2 separate regions of the Homo sapiens genome follow, and region 2 is linked to region 1. The links are chromatin loops, found by intact Hi-C in ENCODE. Cell type or tissue: K562. All regions are shown on one strand.

Region 1 (2,500 bases):
GCCTGTTTCTAATTTGTGCAAAGAACAGTTTTAAGGACCCTCTACAAAGTAATTTGTTTAACCCTAGTAACCTCCTGTATCAATTTCCTAGCACTGTCGTAACAAATTAGCACAAACTGGGTGGCTTAAAACAACAGAAATTTGTTCTCTCAGAGTTCAGGAGGCCAGAGGTCTGAAATCAAGGTGTTGGCAGAGCCATGCTCCTTTCAAAGCTTCTTGGGGAAGATCCTCCTTGCCTTTTCCAGGTTCTGGTAGCTCATTAGCAAGACAGTAGAAACATAAAGTAGCACCACTTAGGCCCAATATGACAGAATGTGACACAGAAATGTTGGTCAGAGTTCAACATATCTACCTTGGAGGCTGTAACCCATCACAGGCTCTGGCTATATCAGATGCTACGACGTACTCCCAGTATTCTGACTCCCAATATTCTAGATGCCAGGAGCACCTTCAGTGGAGCAATAGACCTGCCTACGTGAGCCAGCGGACAGCACCCAGGCCCAGCACCTCCACGGGGCCCTTCAAGAGCCGAGGCCTCATAGTTGACGTCACTATAGAACATAGAATTAGCATCAGAGACAATAGACAGAGAAAACAGTAGGCACTATATGGGGACAGAATCCTAAGAGGAAACCTATACTGGCATTTGAGGTGTGTCAGGCTTTGTGCTAAAATGAACACTTTGCTTCTGTTGTCTCACTTTATCCTCACAAGACTTCCGTGACAAATGAGGAAACTGAGGCACGGAGATTTTAATAACCTGCCCAAGGCCAAGTCCAGGTGGTCTAGCTCTGGAACCCACTGTATCACACGAAGACCTGTGACCACCAGCACATGAAGACAACCTTCCTCTCTGTTCCATTTAATCTCACTCTTCCATTTAATCTCTCTGTTCCATTTAATCTCACACATTATGTAAATATTTTCAGAAAAGCATGGGCAATTTCATCAGTAGAGGCTCAATAACACCTGGAAATTTATTCTTCAATTGTTAATTCTACAACCTAGTTTCCTGTGCATGTAGAATTCCTGTTCAAAACTGTATTTTTTAATATCAAAGGTTTACTTCTTTGTACAACTCCGATTGACAATATTGTTTCTAAATAAAGAGAAACATTCTGAAATTCCGCTACCAAACATTGAATTACAAGGAAAAAGTAATGTCAGCATTAAGCCACTAGATGGCACATTCTCACAGTTTGAGGCACAGACAAAATATTGAACAAATAAATTACCATCAACAGAACATTTTTAAAAATAGGTTCAAAATCAAATACTAGCATCAAATGTAATCAAGAAATTGTTTGTGATAGTAACTGATTGCTTAGGGAATAAAAAGGATAAAAATATAACCCCCATCTACTCCCAACCCTTACACCCTAACAATCAATAAAAATTAGTAAGACTGGGAGGATTTATAGAGAAAAGGAAATAGGTTATCTCTGTGCTTCCAGCTGAGCCTTAACTATCAATCTCTTTGGATAGGAGAGAGGGAGCCTTCTGATATTTCTACAGTTGCAACTGACAGGCTCTGTCATAGAAATTGACCACCTGGGAACCTACAGCACCCGGCTCATCCTCGGGTCAGGTTTTTGCCATGAGGCGGCAGCCGGCAGGCATTGGTTTATGGTGGTAGAAGGGGCATGTGCATGGAAACCTGGGTTTGGGCAAGTCACCTGGGTTTGGCCAGGTCACTTCACCTTTCTGAGCCGCAGGGTCCTCGCCTATATTTATAACCTATTTGATGAAATGTATATATGGTAACTACGTGAGGTGATAAATATGCTAATTTGATTGTAATCATTTTACAATATCTATCAAATCATCACATTGTACACTTTAGAATATATAAAATTGTTATTCGTCAATTATACGTCAGTGAAGCTGAAATATATGTAAGTATAAAATATATATAATATGCATATATCATTCACTTGGCAGAGTTACAGTAATGGTTGGGAATAATGACTTTAAAGCACCTCCCACATTCAACAGTTGTCAGATCATTCTTTATAGCTGTTACATCTGTGTCACTTTGGGAAAGTCACTTCACCTCTCAGAGTCTCAGACTCTTCGTCTGTGAAATAGAGACAGTTCTCACCACTCTCGGTCTTCAAGCCATGACTCCTACATTTTATCTTTCTTCCTTCCCTGATTTGTTTTTCTCAATAGCTCTTAATGCCACCAGACATAATTTTGATTCATTTGTTTGTTTATTGAACATTTCAGCATACAAAAATGCAAGTGCCATGAGGGAGGGCTTACCCTCCATCTGGTTCACTGCTGTGGCCCAGCATCCAGGACAGGGCCAGCATACAGCAGGCACGTATAAATATCTGTGCCAGGAATGAATGAATAGCACTACCTCAGACAGTTGCTGCAGACTTAGATAAGCATACTTTAAAAGAGTTTAGCACAACATCTGGCCCACAGTAGACATTCAGTGAGCCGTAGTAGTTAGTATGATTACCTGTGTGTCTTTTTTTTTTTTTTTTTTGAG
Region 2 (2,500 bases), 250 kb after region 1:
GTAAGAGGAAGGAGTGGGATGAAAGAGGGAGAATATAGTGCTTCACTTATAACCTGTAATATTTTATTTTCTCAAAAGTTGAGGGAGGCTGTAGGTGGAATATGAGACAAGTGTGGGAATGCAGTAAGATCTATCAAAACTGGGTCATGAGTATACAGTAGTTGTTTATTGTAATCTGTGATTCTCTATACAATTGAAATAGTTAATAATTTTTCATTGTTTTAAAGTATAGTTCTTTGATTATTACCTAGATTGGTTATTTTATTAGGTTTGGGGGCATTAGTATATATTTATTTTACCTTTTAGATTTTCTGTGGTATATTTTGTTCATGTTTCCATAGAGATTCATTTTTTTAATTGCTTTAAATTACCTTAATTTATTAAAGATAGTTTAAGGTATTTCATCTTAATCTACAATTTTGAATTTATTTATTTATTTTTTGAGACAGAGTCTTGCTCTGTCGCCCAGGCTGGAGTGCAGTGGCATGATCTCAGCTCGCTGCAAGCTCCGCCTCCCGGGTTCATGCCATTCTCCTGCCTCAGCCTCCCGAGTAGCTGGGACTACAGGCGCCTGCCACCACGCCCGGCTAATTTTTTGTGTGTGTTTTTAGTAGAGATGGGGTTTCACCGTGTTAGCCAGGATGGTCTCAATCTCCTGACCTTGTGATCCACCTGTCTCGGCCTCCCAGAGTGCTGGGATTACAGGCGCGAGCCACCGCGCCCAGCCTGAATTCATTTTTTTGTGTGATCTTACTTAGAAAGGGCCGCTCCAGCCTGAGAACAGATAAGCGTTCACATATATATTCTTGGTTTTACTGTTTTAGCTTGTATATTTTAAATCTTAATCCATTTGTAATATATTTTGGAATATAACATGGAATATTTAGAAATATCTTGCCCTCATGCCATTTATTAGATAATCTATCTTTTACCCGTTGTCTTGAAGTATCTTTATATAGTAAATTCTTAATTATACCAGAATATTGTTTTGTTCTGTTTTGTTGATCTTTCTGAGTATAAGTATCTTTCCGTTCATTTTATTCAATTAATAATACATGCAGATAAGCTCATCATATTTAAAGGATACAACAGAACACGGTGGTTTTCTGCCCTGCCTGGCCCCATCTTCTCATTCTCTGCGCTCCCCCTGCAGATGCAGCTGTTTTGCAATCAGCTGTCTGTGCTGTGGTTTATACATCTCTCTCTTTCTCAGGAGTGTGTGGACACTGCTGCCGTTCACTGATAAGTTTTAGATGGCTATGACTATTGTAATATAAGGACTTGGCTCTCTGAGTCATTTTAAAATAAAGTTTGTGTTATTTCAATATTTAGAATCTGTGCCTCTGAAAAAGTTACAGCTGAGCATCATAATAGACAGTGCTTATTGTTAGCTTTTTGTTTTTCCTGGAGTCAGTAATTGCATTTTTCTTTTGGGACAGTTTTCCACAAGGTCAGTCACATCAGATAATCTAAAAGGTCCAGATTTTTTTATAGGCAACCTCCCTCCTGGAATGTTCCCTTCTCCACCTTGGCGGTGTTGCTCTCAAGGCCTACCAACAACCTTGTGAATGGGGCTTGTTGACTTTTAGCTTTATGGATAGTGTGAATGGGATCTTTGTTCCATTCTAGTTTTTAACAGGTTTTGGTTGATATATTGGGAATGCATTGGTAATGAAATATAAGAAAATATGTTTATGTTAATGACCGTTAACGTCTGTGATATATGTTGGTTTCCTTAACTTTTCTCCAAGTCATGTTTATAACTACTGTACTAGTGTTCACCAGTCAAACCAAGCACGAGGAGCTGGAGTTCCTCCTTCTAAGTCGAAAAAGGGGCAGACACCTGGAGGAGCTCAGTTTGTTGGCCTGGAATTATATAAACGACTTAAGGAATTTTTGAAGAATTACTTGACAAATCTTCTTAAGGTAAGATGTTTTATATATATACTGAGTATTCATAACAGGATATAAAAAAAGTGAAATAATGGTTCTAACTTGTTAAATCTTTCACTGTCATCTGTTACTGTTTTAGACACTAACGTAGGTGACAGTGTTTTGCTATTGCATAGTCTTTTACCTACTGTGAATATGAAATCACCATAAACTATATTCTAGGGTTTTGTTTTTTCGAGATGGAGATCTCACTATGTTGCCCAGGCTGGATTTTTGATCTCCTGGGCTCAAGTGATCCTTCCACTTCGGCCTCCTGAGTAGCTGAGACTCTGCAAATGCTCACCACCGTGCCCAGCTCTTTCTGTTTTTTAAAATTAGAAAGCTTTGATAACCTTTTAGCATAATAGTGCTTTCGTTAAATTACCAACCATTTTGGATTTGGTTGTTAGAAATGATGAACTTTTTCATTTAAAGCAAATATGTATTCAAATTATCTGCATTTTACTGTGAACCCAATGTGGTGTTCCCTATCAAGGTGTAGAAATAATTGTAAGGTTATTCAGTCTTGGAAACCATGTTTTTCAAATGTGATCTTGCTCTTTACACA

Evidence for each region. A loop is a pair of places that touch in the nucleus more often than their neighbours do. Peaks named below come from ENCODE experiments on the same cell type or tissue, not always from the same donor. Only the 100,000 strongest peaks of a DNase experiment are listed, where the experiment ranks them.
Region 2: it touches region 1 in a loop (1.9-fold over the local background); 3 of 110 quality-filtered maps call a loop at or near these places.

What each region holds. Positions count from the first base shown.
Region 1 is chr7:148,502,909-148,505,408 of GRCh38, forward strand. No RefSeq gene overlaps it. Among named protein-coding and RNA genes, the nearest start is that of C7orf33, 87 kb to the right of the region's middle. In K562, a CTCF peak has its summit at 1,188 (motif pointing right); a DNase peak (open chromatin) is centred at 1,173; H3K27me3 peaks cover 795 bases.
Region 2 is chr7:148,752,225-148,754,724 of GRCh38, forward strand. It overlaps CUL1 (cullin 1), which reads left to right. Exons shown (of 22, transcript NM_003592.3): 3 at 1,752-1,926. Among named protein-coding and RNA genes, the nearest start is that of CUL1, 55 kb to the left of the region's middle. In K562, no CTCF peak of the experiment used is centred here; a DNase peak (open chromatin) is centred at 1,187.